2 separate regions of the Mus musculus genome follow, and region 2 is linked to region 1. The links are chromatin loops, found by intact Hi-C in ENCODE. Cell type or tissue: gastrocnemius. All regions are shown on one strand.

Region 1 (5,000 bases):
AGGAATGATTTTGAAATTACACATTTATTAAAGGTGATGACTATCTTGAAATGTCTTTACAGAGGGAAGCTGGTGATACTCCAGCATGTGTATCCATTAGAATACAACAATTTTTACACATTTTACCATAGAAAATATTACACATATATCTCACAATTCTACAAGTCAAATGTAGGGCTACTGTGTAATGCCTTTCAGAAACTATCATCAACCATGAAATTGTAACCAGAGTTGCTGAACATATAAAGAGATCTATGGGCCAGTGAGACACACAGAGCCAGAACCAGGAACTCTTAATTCATGGAAAAAAAACCTGCCACAGGATGTCAGGGGTAAGGGTGCAAACTTTTGATCTGATCAATAGGGAGGCAGAGGTAATAGGGTGTGTGTAAAATCCAAACTGGGACTAGGGATCTGTTTCCTGGAGACACTCCTTTTTTTTTTTTTTTCCAGAGACAGGGTTTCTCTGTGTAGCCCTGGCTGTCCTGGAACTCACTCTGTAGACCAGGCCAGCCTCTAACTCAGAAATCAGCCTGTATCTTCCCTACAAAGTGCTGGTATTAAAGGCATGCGCCACCATGCCCGGCTAGACACTCCATTTTCTATCTCACGTTAAAATTCAGAGGGGCATTGTGGCACAGGCCTTTAATCCCTGCACTCTGGGAGCAGAAGTGGCAGCTTGGTGAGTTCAAGACAAGCTCCAGAAAAGAAAAGACTGCATAGGGACACTTCTCCATTTCCCTATACATTGTATAGTATTAGACCCTAAAAGTTCATAGAATTAGTATGAAATGTTGCTTTCATTAGGTCGATGGCTACAGAATTTCTGATGAGAAAGAATAGGAAATATTCCATTAAACTAGATTGAGAGTACTTCATACACAGATGTTAGAAAGGAAAGTTTAATTTCATTTTCAAAATAAAGGCCCAGCTGTGAACAACAAATCAAAATCCAGGGCTGGAGAGACAGCTCAGCAGTTAAGAGCACCACTGCTCTTCCAGAGGTCCTAAATCAATTCCCAGCAACCACATGGTGGCTCCACATGTGTTTTCATGTGTATCATTCCAAGTGTTTGTCTGATGAGTTCAGTCTTAGTGACAGCAATAGTCACTGGCAGTGCCCAGTTTGCTGGAGCATTAAGATGAAGCACTCTAACAAGCAGGAAATGGGCATCTCCTTGAAGTTCAGTGTCTCCCCTATGAAAAAGCAGGTCATAGACCTTAATAAAAAGGAAAGGACAGTAAGCATCCTGGCCCATTCAGCTGTTGATGTCCCTACCATACAAGGAAGGTGAATGAGGGGAAGTACTGGAGTTAAGTGGAGTTCAAGGCTGACACACAGCTGCTTCTGCACAACAGTGATCTGCTATGGAGCAGGGAGCCAGGGGACATTGCAAGGATGTGATATAAAGACGCGTACCATGAGCTGGACGAGCTGCAGCTTTGCAAGAACTGCTTCTACCTGTCAAACCCACGGCCCGACAACTGGTTCTGCTACCCTTGCATATCTAATCATGAGCTGCTTTGGGCTAAAATGAAAGATTTTGGGGTTTGGCCAGCCAAAGTCATGCAGAAAGAATACAGTCAAGTTTGTGTTTGCTTCTTTGGCCATACCACCAGAGAGCCTGGATTCCTTTTGAAAATATTCAGGATATTACAGTCAATGTTCACAGATTACATGTGAAGCACAGCATGGGCTTGAAAAAGGCCAGTGATGAGCTGGAACTGCATCAGGGCTTCCTCCATGAAGGAAGGTTCTGGAAGTCTAAGAATGATGACTGAGGTAAGAAAGAGGCAGAATCCAGTATCTCCTTGACCAGTAATGAACCGCTGAAGGTCACTCAAGAGCCAAGAGCAAAGAAAGGACGATGTAATCAGAGTGTGGAGCCCAGAAAGGAAGAACCCGAGCCAGAAATGGAAGCAGTAAGTTTCAGACAGGAAATCCCCACAATGCCTCAGCCAGTTGACAGGGTGTCAGTGTCAACCCAGACCAGGAAGTTAAATGCCTCTTCCCCAGGAATGCTGCATCTGCATCAAAGCACTCAGATGATGAGCAATGGTGTTTGTCAGAGCATGTGCCACGACAAGTATACCAAAAATTTTAATGACTTTAAAGACAGGATGAAGTCGGAACACAAGCGGGAAACAGAGAGAGTGGTCTGTCAAGAGCTGGAAAAGTTGCGTTCTGAAATGGAAGAAGAAAAAGACAAGCCGTGAACAAAGCTGTAGCCAACCTGCAGGCTGAGATGCACAGAAAGTGTAAGCAGGTGAAGGAAAAGTGTAAGGAAGCATTTGTAGAGGAGATCAAGGAACTAGCGGCGCAGCACAAGCAGCTCATTTCTCAGATCAAGAAGCAGTGGTGTTACAACTGTGAGGAGGCGGCAGGCCATGTACCATGGCTGCTGGAGCTCGGCCTACTGCTCCATCTAGTGCCAGCAGGAGCACTGGCACAAAGAGCACAAGCGCACCTGCCACCAGAAGAGATGAGCCTGCTGCCAACTTCACATGCAGCGGTTTTTGTTCCCAAGAAGCCAAAATGGTTTAGAATTTGCCTCCTATTTTGCTTTTATTTTCTATTTTTTTTTTTTTTGTTGTTGTTGTTTTTTGAGACAGGGTTTCTCTGTGCAGCCCTGGCTGTCCTGGAACTCACTCTGTAGACCAGGCTGGCCTCGAACTCAGAAATCCACCTGCCTCTGCCTCCCGAGTGCTGGGATTAAAGGCGTATGCCACCACGCCCGGCTTGCCTCCTATTTTGCACCAGCCTTTAAACACTTTTCGTGGTGAAATTCTGCACAGTAGTTTAAATCTTTTGTTAATGCTCCTCCGGCATTTTTCAGGGGCTGAAGTAACACCATGGAGGGTATTACTCTAAATAAATATAATTGCGCATTTGTTACAGTTTCAGCAAATTTTAAAACATTTTTTAGGTTTTACAGAAATTTTATCTTTTAAACAACAAATCTAAAAAAAAAACAACAAAACACAAAAACAGACAAACAAACAAAAAACAAAAACAAAAACAGCGACAGGTGAATAAGAGAGAGTCTAACCAAGACAGAACAGAGCTGAATGTAAGAGATGCAGATGCAGCCGGGCGTGGTGGCGCACGCCTTTAATCCCAGCATTTGGGAGGCAGAGGCAGGCGGATTTCTGAGTTCGAGGCCAGCCTGGTCTACAAAGTGAGTTCCAGGACAGCCAGAGCTACACAGAGAAACCCTTTCTCAAAAAACCAAAAAAAAAAAAAAAAAAAAAGAGATGCAGATGCATCAGAAGAACAGACCACCAGGCCGTGATGTTGCTGAGCTGGTTTTGGACAGTTTGCTTTAGGTCCACAGGCCTCGCCTGGGTCTGTGCTGGTGGCATGTGATTGAATATTGGGAACATGGTTGACACAGCAGAACTAGCCCTGCATAGTTTCTCTTAAACATTTCCCAAGTGTGTTTTCATTATTTCTTTTCAATATATAACTTTTATAACAAATTATTAGCTTTGATCTTGTAGTTTAAAATTGCAGGGAAACTGGGGTAATCTTTTACTGAGCTGGATCTTAGAGAAAAATGAATATTTTAAAGTTTGCATATTTCATCTTTGTCCTGACATGAGTGCATGTAACAAGATCAGCAGCAAAAACAAAAAACAGAAAGCCAAAACCTGTATTCAAAACACCGAATTACAGCTGAGGCATACGAGTTTATAACTGAGTCCCTTCTCACCTTCCCTCCCCAGTGTCACTCTAACCCACCCTGTGTCTCCTACTCAGAGGGAGAGCACTTACATGTCATAGAAACCATTGTGTTGTAGGGGAGGGTCATTGCTACTAACAAATCCCTCACTGTACACAGTGAGAATGCATGCTCCATTCCTTGTATTAAAGATACCATGACTTATACAAAGTCCGTATTCTGCGGGATGTCTGGATATGCAGAATTACTGGTAGGACTGGAATGATAGTTGAATAACATTTATTTATACATAGATATATAAAAGACAACCAGGGAATTAAATCTAAAAAAAAAAGAAAAAAGAAAAAATGAAACTAAAAATAAATTCATTTAGAATCAAGACCATGTCTTTAATTAGCTCCCCTGAAGACCCACAAATCAAACTTTACTGTGTAATCACCAATTTTATGTCCCTGGACATGACAGATTAACACAATGTAGAGAAGTCACGTAAGTGACTTATGAGGGCTGATTAAAAAACAAAACAAAACAAAACAAAAAGATGCTGAGCATAATGGAGCCAGACACTTGACCCTGGGCTTCAGGACTTCCAAAGTCTTTTCTCTCTTTAAAGAGTTTCCTCATATCTCTGCCTCCCAGCTCTACCTCCCAATCAATACTGCCATCTGCTGGATGCTTCAGTCCCACTAAATAATAAAAAGGAGTTTTCAGTGTCTAGATTACTAGAGCTCCTTTTCTGAAAAGGAGAGCAACTGAGGCTACCCTAAAAGGGAGGGCCCTGATCACTGAATGACTTTCAACCACTGAACTTTCTTTTCCTTTCTTTTCTTTTCCTTTCTTTTCTTTTCCTTTCTTTTCTTTTCTTTTTTCTTTTCTTTTCTTTACTCAGTTGGTATTCATATACTTAGTTTGGAATTTGTTTATGAGACCTGGTCTTGTTCTGAAGCTTACGTTTGTTGAAACTCCTTTCTTTCTTCCTTCCTTCCTTTCTTTCTTTCTTTCTTTCTTTCTTTCTTTCTTTCTTCATTTTTATGTATATGAGTACTCTGTTTGCATGTACACCTGCATGCCAGAACAGGCTATTGAATCTCATTATAAATAGTTGTGAGCCACCATGTGGTTGCTTGGAATAGAACTCAGGACCTTTGGAAGAGCACCCAATGTTCCTAACCACTGAGCCAACTCTCCAACCCTTTTAAAAAATATTTTATGGGTTTACTTTAGGTATATGAGTATGCTATCTGCATGTACACCTGTGTGCCAGAAGAGGGCATCAGATTCCATTATAGATGGTCATAAGCTACCATGTAGTGGCTG
Region 2 (5,000 bases), 250 kb before region 1:
TATGCAAGGGTAGCAGAACCAGTTGTCGGGCCGTGGGTTTGACAGGTAGAAGCAGTTCTTGCAAAGCTGCAGCTTGTCCAGCTCATGGTACGTGTCTTTATATCACATACTTGCAATGTCCCCTGGCTCCCTGCTCCATAGCAGATCACTGTTGTGCAGAAGCAGCTGTGTGTCAGCCTTGAACTCCACTTAACTCCAGTACTTCCCCTCATTCACCTTCCTTGTATGGGAGGGACATCAACAGCTGAATGGACCAGGATGCTTACTGTCCTTTCCTTTTTATTAAGGTCTATGACCTGCTTTTTCATGGGGGAGACACTGAACTTCAAGGAGATGCCCATTTCCTGCTTGTTAGAGTGCTTCATCTTAATGCTCCAGCAAACTGGGCACTGCCAGTGATTATTGCTGTCACTAAGACTGAACTCATCAGGCAAACACTTGGAATGATACACATGAAAACACATGTGGAGCCACCATGTGGTTGCTGGGAATTGATTTAGGACCTCTGGAAGAGCAGTGGTGCTCTTAACTGCTGAGCTGTCTCTCCAGCCCTGGATTTTGATTTGTTGTTCACAGCTGGGCCTTTATTTTGAAAATGAAATTAAACTTTCCTTTCTAACATCTGTGTATGAAGTACTCTCAATGTAGTTTAATGGAATATTACCTATTCTTTGTCATCAGAAATTCTGTAGCCACCGACCTAATGAAAGCAACATTTCACACTAATTCCATGAACTTTTAGGGTCTAATACTGTACAATGTATAGGGAAATGGAGAAGTGTCCCTATGCAGTCTTTTCTTTTCTGGAGCTGGTCTTGAACTCACCAAGCTGCCACTTCTGCCCCAGAGTGCTGGGATTAAAGGCCTGTGCCACAATGCACCTCTGAATTTTAACATGAGATAGAAAATGGAGTGTCCAGCCGGTTCTGGTGGCAAATGCCTTTAATCCCAGCACTTGGGAGGAAGCTACAGGCTGATTTCTGAGATCGAGGCCAGCCTGGTCTACAGAGTGAGTTCCAGGACAGCCAGGGCTACACAGAGAAACCCTGTTTCTGAAAGAAAAAAAAAGAGTATCTCCAGGGAACAATCCCTAGTTTCAGTTTGGATTTTACACACACCCCCATTACCTCTGCCTCCCCATTGAGGAGATCAAAAGTTTGCACCCTTACCCCTGACTTCCTGTGGCAGGTTTTTTTCCATGAATTAAGAGTTCCTGGTTCCGGCTCTGTGTCTCACTGGCCCATAGATCTCTTTACATGTTCAACAACTCTGGTTACAATTTCATAGTTGATGATAGTTTCTGAAAGGCATTACACAGTAGCCCTACGTTTGACTTGTAGAATTGTGAGATATATGTGTAATATTTTCTATGGTAAAATGTGTAAAAATTGTTGTATTCTAATGGATACACATGCTGGAGTATCACCAGCTTCCCTCTGTAAAGAATTTCAAGATAGTCATCACCTTTGATAAATATGTAATTTCAAAATCATTCCTTTCAGTTCTCAAGGTGAAATTCCCTTGGAATTCTAAACATGCATCAACTGTATTAACACGTGTACATTTTTTATTTTTTATTAATTATTTATTGAAACAGGGTTTGTCTGTATAGTCCTGGCTATCTTGGAACTCACTCTGTAGATCAAGCTGGCCTTGAACTCAGAAATCCGCCTGCCTCTGACTCCCAAGTGTTGGGATAAAAGGCATATGCCACTACGCCCATTTTTAATTTTTAAACTCTACAAAATGAAATACATGATCTATTGTATGAGATGGCTCTAAGGTGCTACATCCACACCAGTAGTGACAAGCACGACATGCCCCAAAAACCTGGGTGCTGTCCCGAAACTAAAAGTTCATGGAAACTTAGTCTCCTGGAATCATGGCATCCTGTATAAAGAATGCTCCAATGTCCTTGCTTTAGTTGGTAAACCGATCTGTGTGCTTTCCCTTAATATTGCTTTATTACCAGTGCTCCTAAGGATTGATATTTTGACATACAGTTAAGTTAGATTCTAGGCAGTCCTTGATCTGACCCTGGGCATGGATAGCTAAGTCACTGCCCTACACATAAATTTACCATTATCTAGGAAGAATGAATTTTGTGACCTAAAGAGGAACCAGAGTAGATACTAAGAACTTTAGGTAGCTGAGTTACACCCATACACAGGTATTTACAATGGCCTAGGGTGAAGGTGGACTATACAATAGACTAGAGTAGGAACTATGGCTAGGGAACAAAGTCCTTGCCCCTGGCTTCTAAGATTAAGTGGACCTTAGGTGAAGCAGTTTTCGATACCAGTTGTTAACATTGAATTTTATTCCAGTTGGTTCCTGCCATACCTTCCCTGTTTGTTTTCTTCTGTTTTGTGTAAGAATCCAGTAATCTCTTTGTACCTTGCCCGTGTGTCACCCAACTTCCCTACTTTCTTCTCTATAAAATGTTGATGCTGGATTTGACAAATTACATTCAGATCCACACTCTCTTGTGTCGAATCTGTCTGTCAATTCCTGCCTACTCCTTGCCCATCTGCAACTAGAGACTCGTTCCATGTAGACAAGGGAACAAGAGGGTCTGCGGTACTAAGTAGCATGATTAAGCAGAAACTGGATTCTTTTTTCTCCATTAATGCTTATTTATTCACGTTTCCGACTAGAGACTGACCCCCCCCCTTCTCCCAGCCACACCCGAATGTCCCCTCCATTCACACCCTCTCCCCTATCCTCAGAGAGAGTTAGTCCTCCCAGGTGTATCCACCCACCCTGATACATCAGTTCACAGCAGGATTAAATGCATCCTCTCCCATGAAGGCCAGATAAAGTAGTCCAGCTATGAGAAAAGGACCCAAAGGCCCACAACATGAGGAACAAGTTAAATATGTGGCACATTTGTGTAAGGGGCCTAGGTCCATCCCATGAATAGTCACTAGTAGATGGTTCAGTTTTTGTGAGCCCCTTTGGTCCCAGATTATTAAATTCTGTAGGTCTTCTTCAACCCTTCCCACCATTCTTTAACAATACTCTCCAAACTCCACCCACTGTTTGGCTGCAGGTCTTGGCATCTGTTTCCATCAGTGCTAGATGAAACTTCTCAGAAAACATTATGCTTGGGTCCTGTCTGTAATCATAGCAGAATATAATTAGTAGTTTCAGGGGTGCATTCTTTCCCATGGGATAGGTCTCGAGTTGGGCCAGTAATTGGTAGGCCAATTTCTCAATCCCTGCTCCATCTTTATCTCTGAACTTCTAAGCAGGACAAATTTTGGGTCCATGTTTTGTGAATGGGTTGGTATCCTCCTCCCTCCATTAGAAGTTCTGCCTGACTACAGGAAGTTGTTTCTTCAAGAACCATATCCCTGGGGCTGAAGAGTTAGCTCAGTAGGTAAGAGCACTGGCTATTCTTCCAGACAGAGATCCTGGGTTCAATTCCTAGCAACTACATGGTAGTTACAACCATCTGTAATGGGATCCAATGTCCTTTTCTGGTGTGCCAGAAGACAGATACAATGTAGTCTTATAAATAAAATAAATAACTATTTTTTAAAAAAGAACCATATCCCCCATTCCTAGAAGTCTCAGTTATGGTCACCATGTAAGACTCCCAGTATTTTTGTTGTTGTTGTTGTTGTTGTTGTTTTGTTTTGTTTTTCGAGACAGGGTTTCTCTGTATAGCCCTGGCTGTCCTGGAACTCACTTTGCAGACCAGGCTGGCAATGAACTCAGAAATCTCCCTGCTTCTGCCTCCCAAGTGCTGGAATTAAAGACCTGTGCCACCATGCCCGGCTAAGACTCCCAGTATTATGCTCTGTCTCTGAGCTCCCTCGCACTAATTTCTGTTTTCTCCTCACACTTGATCTCCACTAGACTCCTTTCCCCACACCTCCCACCCAGTTCCTTCACTCCCTCTACTTCAGATGTCTATTTTTTCCCTTCTGGTTGAAATTCAAGCATCCTCCCTTGGGGTTTCCTTGTAACTTTGCTTCTTTGGATCTGTGGATTGTAGTATGGTTAATATCCACTTATAAGTGAGTACATATCATATGTTTCTTTCCGTGTCTGGGTTATCTCACTCAGGAAGATGCTCTTTTGTTGGGTTATATAGGCCCTTGTCAGTTCCACCACAGGGCACAGTCACCTGGAGAGGTGAAACATGGGGAGTTTGACTGTACTTATCTCATGCTGCTGCTAGGGTAGATGCTGGGCTATGAGGACTTGCTGACACACTGCTCTGGGGTGACAAAGCTCAGTCTTAGGTGTGGGGGTCCCTCAGTCTGTGATGCCACTGCCGTGCAGTGGGGTCCTCACCATCTTGGACATTGAGGTGCCACTAGTAGTTGGAGAAGAGCAGAGTTGAAGAAAAGCAGAGAATGGATTCGGAGGAGGGGTGGTGGTGGTGGTGGTGGTGGTGGAATAGGCTGGGGACTGTTTAGCCTGGGTATTGGGGGAGGAAAGAGGGACTCCCATCTTTTCCCATCTAGGAGATGATTGTCCTTAGTTTGAGGGCAACAGGCTTGGTGGCAGTTGTGTGTAGTTCAGAGAGACCTTCTATAGGAGATTAGGCATGGCTCTGTAGGCTAAGGCCTTCTCCATGGCTCCCCATGGTGGATCTCAGTGAAAAGAGACAGTCAAAGTTCTAAACAGTTTCTTGTCATGGTGGAAAGTGCTTATGTAAAACCATATCCCTTTTCTCAGCATGGGCCTGAGATTAAATACCTCTTGCAGGGAGGAATGTCTTTGAAGGGAAGCTTTTTGGCTACTCCCTCCAGGCCTTATTAGGTACCTCATTAGCATGCAGAACTCTGTCTTGAGCCAGTGTGACCATAGGTCATGTCTCTTTTATGTCAGAAACATGGCACATGTTCAGAGTCAGGAGTCTGGCAGGGAGATGGGAATCACCTAAGCCTCAGGTGTCTGCCCACTGAGTCTCCAAGTCTCCACCTGCTTTACCTTACCAAACTTACTGACATGATTTTATGTCCCACACTTTCTAGTGAATCTGT

Evidence for each region. A loop is a pair of places that touch in the nucleus more often than their neighbours do. Peaks named below come from ENCODE experiments on the same cell type or tissue, not always from the same donor. Only the 100,000 strongest peaks of a DNase experiment are listed, where the experiment ranks them.
Region 2: a loop joins it to region 1, with 6 times the contacts of the local background. A loop is called at or near these places in 16 of 42 quality-filtered maps.

The regions. Positions count from the first base shown.
Region 1 is chr4:144,038,520-144,043,519 of GRCm38, reverse strand. It overlaps the pseudogene Gm13104. Among named protein-coding and RNA genes, the nearest start is that of Pramel4, 18 kb to the left of the region's middle. In gastrocnemius, no CTCF peak of the experiment used is centred here; a DNase peak (open chromatin) is centred at 2,416.
Region 2 is chr4:144,292,158-144,297,157 of GRCm38, reverse strand. It overlaps the pseudogene Gm13120. Among named protein-coding and RNA genes, the nearest start is that of Pramel5, 14 kb to the right of the region's middle. In gastrocnemius, no CTCF peak of the experiment used is centred here; no DNase peak of the experiment used is centred here.